2 separate regions of the Mus musculus genome follow, and region 1 is linked to region 2. The links are chromatin loops, found by intact Hi-C in ENCODE. Cell type or tissue: left cerebral cortex. All regions are shown on one strand. Links, peaks and the distances in the headings refer to the core of each region. The heading gives the core; the rest is flanking DNA.

Region 1 (4,668 bases), core at 731-3,230, 98 kb after region 2:
GTTAGGATTTCCACAAGCACACCAAACTACTCAGCTATAACATCCAAGCAGAGGTCATGTATGTTATGATTCCTATAGGCCCCCTGATCCCTGCCAGTCCCCTTGTGTCCTGGTCAGTTGATTCTGTGGGCTGAGTTCTCATGGTGTGTCCCTGACCTCCAATCCTTCCTCCCCCTCCTTCATAGAACCCCCTGAGCTCCGGCTGGAGCTGTTTGGCTGTGGGACTTTGTATCTGCTCCTACTCATTACTGGAGGACGTCTCTCCTGTCTCTTTGATGACGATTCTGCTAGGTTCTGGTCCCAGAACACTCTGCAGGCAGGACAAACTGGAGGTTGAAGGTTTTGTGGCTGGATTGGCATCTCAATCCCATCCCTTGAGGCCTTGCCTGGTTACAGAAGATGGCTGGTTTAGGCTCCATGTCCCCCATCACTTGGAGTCTTTGCTAGGTTTACTCTTGTAGATTCCACTGCAGTAGTGTCTTAGTTAGGGTTTTATTGCTATGAACAGACACCATGACCAAGGCAACTCTTTTAAGAACAGTATTGAATTGGGGATGGCTTACAGGTTCAGAGGTTCAGTCCGTTATCATCAAGGCGGGAACATGGCAGCATCCAGGCAGACATGGGTCTGGAGGAGCTGAGGGTTCTACATCATCATCTGAAGGCTGCTAGCAGAAGACTGGCTTCTAGGCAGCTAGGGTGAGGGTCTTAAAGCCCACACCCACAATGACACACCTATTCCGACAAGGCCACACCTCCTAATAGTGCCACTTCCTGGGCCAAGCATATACAAACCATCACAAATAGGTCTCCACCTCACTCAGAAAATGCTCCCCAATTTCAGTCATTTCTCCCATTATCTCATCCCTCCCTCCCTCCCTCCCTTCCTCCCTCCCTCCCTCCCCACCACTAGTAGCCCCTCAGTGCAGTAGGCAACGCATCAGTCTCATAATGCTGCTTTGAAAATTCTGTCTTTTCTTTGTAGCAGTTTGATTAGAGTGTGTGTGTGTGTTTTCTGTGAACTTCATTAAGTATCATAATTAGAGTCCTTTGGGCTTTTGGAATCTAAATGTATTTTCTTCTGTCCAGTTTGGGGATTTTCATTAGTGATTGACCCACTGTGAGACAGGGTCCCACCATGTAATCTAGGTAAGTAAGGCTGCCCTCAAACTCGAGATCTACCCACTGCAGCAGCGCAGTGATTACGTGTTAGCTCCTCTGCTTGCCTCTTCGTCCTTCTAGAGACAATGTCTGCTTCTTTCTCTTTGTCGTGTGTGTCGGTTGGTCCTCTTGACGAGATCCTGCATGCTCCTCCGTTCTTTCCCATTCTCTTTGGCTTTTGCTCTTTTGATTGACAGGTCAGTCCTCGAGTTGCCTCCTCTTTCCTTTGCCTCACACAATTTGCTTCTCAGGTGCAGCTTTTCACCGTGTCACACTCCTCAGCTCTGGAGCCTTTATGATGCTTTTCCATATGTTCTCTATTGTTCTGGTCCTTATTTTGTATTTGTAGCATCTTTCTGTACAAACAGCATGGCAGACAAGGAAACCGAAGTGTGAGCCTTTGTCAGGGTTATTCTGAATTCCCTGGCATGTTTTCAGATGATTTCTTGTTCTGTTTCTTTACTATCGGGCACTGGCTAATAGACCAAGTCTCCCTGTTTCTTCCTGTGCCTTACAATGCCCCTGTCTGCTTGAACTGACTTCAGAGAAAGATCTTTACCAGCTGGATGTGGTGGTTTGAATGAAAATGGCCCCTGTTTCCCCAAAGGGAGTGTCACCGTTGGGAGGTGTGGCCTTGTTGGAGGAAGTGTGTCACTCAGGTCAGGCCCAGCCAGTGTTGCTCTCCCTGCTGCCTGTGCATGTGGATGTAGAACTCTCAGCTCCTCCTCCAGCACCACATCTGCCTGCATGCGGCCATGCTTCCCACCATGACGATAATGGATTAAACCTCTGAACTGTAAGCCACCTCCTACTAAATGTTTTTCTTTATGAGAGTTGCCATGGTCATGGTGTCTCTTCACAGCAATAAAACCCCAACTAAGACATTGGAGACTCTAGGGTTTCTCAACCCCTGTGGCTAGATTTGTTTTCTCTGGCTCTGTGCACGTAAATTCCCAGATAGAGGGGTTTTCTGGTTTCTATTTTGTGAGAAGCTTAATCTCTTGTTCCCAGTTTGGCTACAGCACTGTAGGTTCCCTGGATCTGATCCAAGCGTTCCAACGCTGTTCAGCAGACTCCAGCCTTCTAAAGCATGCTGATTCTATTAAAGATGCCAGTTAGAAAAGACAGAACTCAACCCCTTAGGAAGGTACAGATGTACACTCTCTCCATTCCCTCTCTCGGAGGGAGGACCTGGGAGTTGGAGGTTTACTCTTAATTCTTGATAGGTGGGGGAGGGAGCACATCAACTGAGTATATGCTAGCTGGAACGTCATCTTTGCTGTCCATGGCTTGATGCTTCCTCTTCTGGTCAGACACAAACCATCCCTAGCCCCGGCCCTATCCCTGGAGCCAAGTCTTCACACTGCAATGTATGTCTCAGTCTCTCTGTTACCCCTCGTAGAGAAGGCAAAGGTTGTGATTCTTCACACAGCTTTGAAGGAAAGTACTGGATTGGGTGGCTGTAAGACTTTTGATGCTGGGTTTCCTGTGGCTACCTAGGATCCACTGGTCTTTTAACTGGTTTCTGGGTTTCTCATAGAAGGAACAGCTTTGGACAATGTTGAGTCTGTATCTCTGTCAGGTGAAGGGCCTATTGGGTTTCCTTATCTGCCACGTTGTTCATCATAGCTGCATCTTAAAAATGCCTACAGGCTGGCGAGATGGCTCAGAGGTTAAGAGTACTGACTGCTTTTCTGAAGGTCCTGAGTTCAAATCCCAGCAATCACATGGTGGCTCATAACCATCCATAATGAGACCTGACACCCTCTTCTGGAGGGTCTGAAAAACAGCTACAGTGTACTTACACATAATAAAATAAATAAATCTTTTAAAAATGCTTACAAAATAAAAAATATATAGCTTTAAACATATCCCAACAGCCACGTGTGCTGGGGAAGACATAATCTCACCATTGCATAAAGGAACATGAGAAGAAAATGGAAGCAATTCGGTAAGGCAATCTCTTTTTAGAAAAAAGTGTATTAAAACCTAAACTGGGCTAGCAAATGACCATTACTTTGTTGTTGTTTAAATCCCTTTAATTGCACCTCATCCCATTGATGGGGGCTCAACTTCACAATCTGACACAACTGGCTAATCAGTGCTAAGAGAAAAAGAGGGGTTCAGGAAATATGGGTCCTTGTCAGAGTCACTACATCTGACAGAAAAGAAAGAGAGAACATTTTTCACAAGTAACAAGAAATAAGTGAAAAAGAATTATTTTTTGAAACTCTGAGTCTGTTTTACACTTTATGGTACATTGCGATGTGACCTAATCAAAATTCAGCTACCCAATAATCACTTAAGGGTAGCAGGTACTGGATTTGAGGCATAGAGCTATAGAACAGATACCTATAATAAACGTTTGATTGTATAAACAAATGAACAAATCAAAATAATCATAGTAGCAGGGTGGGATAATGTAGTGGGTTGTTCTGATGCTTCATGTATTCTAATGATAAATACTGTTTTCTCAAGGCATGGCTCCCACCCCCACCCTGCCCCAGCAGATCCTCACATACTCAAAGAGATGCCGTGTGAACCTTCTCCCAATTTTAACTGGTCAGTAAAAGGCTAGAGCCCGTGATTCTCAGCACCCACATCTCAGCTCACAACTGTCTGTAACTCTAGTTCCAGGGAATCTGACACCCTCATACCAATGCACATAAAATAAAATTAAATAGATTATTAAAACAACAACAACAATAAAAATGTCTTTGTAGGAAGTAGTATTTTAGCATAGGCTTTCATTATACTGAAAAGTTCTGTTTATAGTTCTGAGAGATTTGAACTTCTATTTCTTTTTCACGGTTGGCTTTACATTTCTTCTGAAACACATTTTTTTTCTCCTCCTCCACTGAAATTTCCGCGGATCCGTTGGTTACAGTGAATGATCTATAAGGGACTTCCCGCTGGATTCTGTCTCAAGGAGAAATGTGTCTGATAGGGAGAACCTGTAGATGCTGTTGAGTCTGTTTGGGTTTCTGCAGGGCTGGAGCTTAAGGCAGAGGTGACCACCTAACGAGGAGACTCCCGGCCTCCAGCTCTAAGATCTGTGCATACATCTGCCTGTGGCTCTTAGTCAATTACAGGCATTGATGAGAACACGAAGTCCTTTCTGTGGTCAAATAAAAGGACTAGCTGTTCTTAAAATAAAGACAGAAAGAGAAGGGAATGCTTTATTCCCTACGAGGTACCGCCATTTGAGAGGAGACCTGAGCACAATGGCTCAGTTAAAGAATGAATGTCATTGAAATGAGAAATCTGGGCCAGATGAGCCCAGGGCACAAGGAATTATGGGGCTACAGCCATATGGAATATCACTTTAAAGGGCTTCACCAGGTGCACATAGCTTAACCGATGTTCCTAATTGTTCTTCCTTTTCTTCTTTGCTTTCATAAATCTCAAAGGAAAAAGGTGGGAGACTGAGCCCAGCCAGGAACGATAGCTGTGGAGCGGGTTAGGAAAAGCATGGCTACAATGTTAATTCCGCTTCATCATCCAGTG
Region 2 (4,668 bases), core at 895-3,394:
AGGGTATGATACAGCATGCTCTACCAAAAAAAAAAAAAAGCAAAACCCAGAGTCAAACAAGCATGGCTTTGTTTGTATCTCTAACAATGATTGGTCAGCTAGCCTTGGGGGAGATGTTTCAGCGTAAGAGTCTGGCTTTACTGGAACTTTGGTGTGAGGATTAGAAGGCCTAACTATTTTGTAACTATTCCTTGAATGCTAGCGCTGCTCCCTTCTGGGGGATCACACATAAAACGTTAACAGGAAGTATGGCTGTTAGACCTAGTGGGGAAACCCCCCACCCAATTTCCGATTCGGCGTGCACCCCAAAAAAAAAATCACGAAGGACCATCTCTTGATGTAATTACATGAGGACGTTTAATGACGGAGCTCCGGACCGACATGCATCCCACACAGGAGATAACGGATGTCGGCCACAAGGCTCGAAAGCTAGGGGTTTTAGTGGGGTAAGGGGCTTAGGGATGTGGAATTCAGCATAGCGACACACTATTGGCTCATTTAAACATTAACAAAGATTATGTGTCAGCAAAAGGGCATCAGGACTTTGTTCCTGTGGGCTGGGGGCTTATCTTGTTCACATAGCAACCAATTGATGTATGACTTTACCCGGTGTCAAGGGGCAGTAGACAGAGGAGAGGTTCCAGCCAGGTGGTGTTGACCCAGACAAGATAGCCCTGCTTGTACAATCAAGCTGTTCTTAGGAATGTCTTAACAACAGCCCTGTCTGTTCTGCTTTGTTCTCGGCCCCAGGGCTCATAGACAACTCTTTTACATGAATCACAAGATACAAAAATCTCATTTTCTTTCATGGCCATTATTAACAACTTTCTCCTCCCAACTTCTTTTATGACAAAGAAGACGATTGGTAACAAATAGCTACCATTTAGCATGTAACAGAACTCTTAAAGAAATACCAGTTTGCTTCCTTGTTTGATTAATTCAGGATTCTTATAAGTCCTTCCAATCTCCAAAAATAAAATAAAATAAAATAAAATAAAATAAAATAAAAGGAGAATCACAGTAAAGTAACATCATTTTCAAAAATATTTTCACAAAAATCATGTCCAGTTGACTTAAAAGTATAAGCATACAGAACTCACCTGGGCCATACTATTGTCACAAGGAAAAAAAAATCTAAACTTCATTTCTGGAATGTGTTCTAATATTTGGGTTTTCTCCCTAGTAATTACATAAACTGTCTTTGAAAGTTATACCATTTGGCATAGGTTCCATGTTTCAGTCTCAAACTTGGTTTGATTATTATATCCATGCATTGCCAATTGATCGGACCCAGTTGTGAGTTCAGTCATAGCATTTCAGATCTGTCAAGTTCAATAATTCTTTGGAGCTCTGTATAATGCTCCCTTGCCAACCCCACCAATACAAGGCAGAGCTATACCATAATCATGCCAAATATGCAGTATTGTTTTCTCACCTTAGCCTTAGAGAAGATTCTTAGGCCAGAAATGCCCATGGTACCACGGCTCAGATTTCTCTATAAATGTGTTACTACATTCTCTTAGGTAAAGTTCCAACCAGAAATCTATGAATCATAACAACAACAAAGGGGACAACAGTTACCATGGCAGCCATCATACTAAATGAATTGTATCAGATGAGGGTTTGTTTAAAACAGAAAATTTATTTTGAAACAGGAAAGTGACAATAATTCAAAGCTGATTTAGCAAACTCTCAGTTGCTTTATAAGATGATCTCTTACATACCAGGGTCAGTTGGATGCTATAGAAGTTAAGACTATGGATTCCATATGTCAAATGCTTGGGTAAGAACCCTGACTCTGTTACTATTTAGGATTAATGCATTTGCTACCCCATATCTTTTAGAGGGGTATATATTCATGTATGTAGACATATGAGTGGAGACCAGAGGACAACATCAAGTGTCATTCCCCAAGTGCCATCCATCTAGTCTTTGATTGAAAGACAGGATCTTTTTGGCCCCAAACTTGCCAAATAGACCAAGCCGACCAACCAATGGGTCCCAGGGATCTGTCCATTTCTTTCTTCCTAACTCTGAAGTTATGCAAACGCATGTCACCACATCTGCCTCCCCTGTCCCCTTTTGAACATGAGTTCTGGGAATCAAGCTGGTAAGAGAAGCATTATGCTAAATGAACTGTGTGCACCGCCTCTGCCGCCCCACGTTGTAACAGAGATGGCTAAAAACCTGTTTGTTCTACTTAAGAAATGATAAGTTTTTACACAAATGTATTCCTTTCCATATAAACATTTTTCTCAGAAGTAATCAGAATACGCATGTATACTCCATTAAAGACTACCTCATGCCAAATATACATAGGTATCTGTTATCCCTAGAAGTCTTAAGCATATTTAGAAAAACTCCCAAACATTCTGGAATGTATTGGAAAAGAATGCATGTGTAATGGCATAATGCCTTATGCAACTTCAGAGATAGTCAATCAGAATAGAGTGATACAACTGCAAACCAATAGACTGGAAGATGGAACCAGAAAACCCACACTTCCCTATCAGAGCATTGGGGCATCCAGCAAGCCAAGATGATTATTTGTTCACATTGCAAACCTAACAAATCTAACTAGACAGAGAATAAGGAGGCAGATGTGCAGGAGATGACAGAGGAACAGCAGCCATGAGTCTAAAAGACAAGAGACAGTCCTAAAGTCCGGAATGATTGACTGCCTTTATTCAACACAGGTGAAGGCTGCAGTGAAGACCAGCGGAAGCCAGAATTTATGAATGAAAGTGAGCAACGGGAGGCATTTGCCATTTTGGTTGCGCCTCTCCCCCCACTATTCTCTTATGATTCTTACTTGGTTTCTGCCCTAGATTGCTTTCTATTGCTATGATAAAACAGCTTGACCCACAGCAGCTTAGAGAAGAGAGGGTTTATGTTAGCATTCTATCTAAGCTCCGCCCCACAGTTACCGGGCAACAGCCAGGTGTGCCTGGTCCACTATAAAAGGGGCTGCTTGCCCCCTCCTCTCTCTCTTACTCCTGCTTCTCTCTTGCCTCTTGCCCTCTTACTCCCCCCCCCCATTCCCTTTCCCCCTCTCTCCACATGGTCATGGCCAGCCTCTACTTTACTCTCCCCCTCTCTCTGCCTTTCTCTGCCTCTACTACCCTCTAAACTCCCCTCCCCATGCCCTGAATAAACTCTATTCTATACCATACCGACATGTGGCTGGCCCCTCAGGAGGGGAAGGGATGTCTTGGCGTGGGCCTGCTGGGGCACCTCTTCCCCCACACCTCACCACACGCCCATAGAACATATTCTTGTACCTCTCTATCTTTTTTTTATAATCACAACAGTTCATTTCATTTACAGCTCTCAATCCATCATGAAGAGAAGTCAGGGCAGGAACTCCAGGCAGGGACATAGATTCAAGAGCCGATGATTGCTTGCTGCTTTCTACCACCCAGGATCACCTGCCCAGGAATGGCATTGTCTAGAATGGGGTGGGCCCTCATGGGCCCTTCCACATCCAATTTTGATCAAGAATGTAACCCACAGACAAGACTAGAGTCAATCTGATGGAGGCGATCCTTCAGCTAACGTTCCCTCTCCCCAGATGATTCTAGCTTCTGTCGAGTTGACAGAAAAACTAACCGGCCCTGCTTCTTGATAGAAGTCAATGAATGAAAACTGAGTTAAGTGACAGGTGTGTGCAATTTCTTGTATCTACTCCTCCCCAAATCTCATCTTCAGGTATCTATTTTGGTGGTTCAACTGCTAGCATAAAGTATCCAAGACAATCCAAAGTTTTTTTGTTTGTTTTGTTTTGCTTTGTAAAATCTCAACTGCACAGAGGGGAGTTAAGAGGTATTATAGCTTTTGGCTTTATACCGACTTCTTAAATGAAACAACCTCTTATCAATCCCTCAGGCTATAAGGAACAAAGGCGGATACCTTAGCCTGAAGTAGGTGTGTTTCTTTCTAAAGATTCTGCCCCAGGTCGGAGAAAAAAAAAATCACTGTAGTATAGGCTTAGGGTTTAGAGTCAAGCATTCTAGAGGAAAATAAAAACAAAACAACCAACCACCAACAACAACAGCAACAAAAAACCCTCAACAACTCAAAGGCTCCAGTTTCATAGTTGAGTAAGAAGACAGCTAGTTTGAGCCAACTCTATTGGCTCTGACGGTTGAGGTTTTAACCTCGCCTCTTATCATTCTGTAACTCAGCACCAAGCCAGTGTTGGAGGTGAGGCCCAGCTCTTTTCTGCAGAGCATTTTCTCCAACTCTACAAAGCTGTCCTTTGATGTTCACATGTGTATCATGGTGTTTACACACATGCATCAAATATACACATTTAAAAAATATGTTTTATAAAAGTGAAGAGTCAAGTGTGGCATAGTTCGGGTTGACCTAAGGGGCTGGGTAGGAAGACTTATCCATTTGTTAGGTAGCCAATAATTTAGGACAGAATATCAAGAGTTTGTTTTTGAATCTTCCAAGTTTAGAGTTGCCATTACACACTTTCTCATGGGTGCACATAAGGAACTGGAATTCCCTTATGAAGAAAGAGTCCGGACTAAAGATGTAAACTGCAGAGTCACCAATGTATCAAAAGCTTCTAAAACCAGAAGCTTGAGAAGATCATCAAATAAACAACTCTATAGCTAGAGAAGATACCCAAAGTCTGACCGGAAGACATTCTAGTGCACT

Evidence for each region. Hi-C counts contacts between places; a loop is a spot of excess contacts. Peaks named below come from ENCODE experiments on the same cell type or tissue, not always from the same donor. Only the 100,000 strongest peaks of a DNase experiment are listed, where the experiment ranks them.
Region 1: a loop joins it to region 2, with 2.4 times the contacts of the local background. A loop is called at or near these places in 2 of 42 quality-filtered maps.

What each region holds. Positions count from the first base shown.
Region 1 is chr8:35,068,566-35,073,233 of GRCm38, forward strand. No RefSeq gene overlaps it. Among named protein-coding and RNA genes, the nearest start is that of Gm34419, 24 kb to the right of the region's middle. In left cerebral cortex, for the core only: no CTCF peak of the experiment used is centred there; a DNase peak (open chromatin) is centred at 2,194.
Region 2 is chr8:34,970,339-34,975,006 of GRCm38, forward strand. No RefSeq gene overlaps it. Among named protein-coding and RNA genes, the nearest start is that of Tnks, 7.0 kb to the left of the region's middle. In left cerebral cortex, for the core only: no CTCF peak of the experiment used is centred there; no DNase peak of the experiment used is centred there.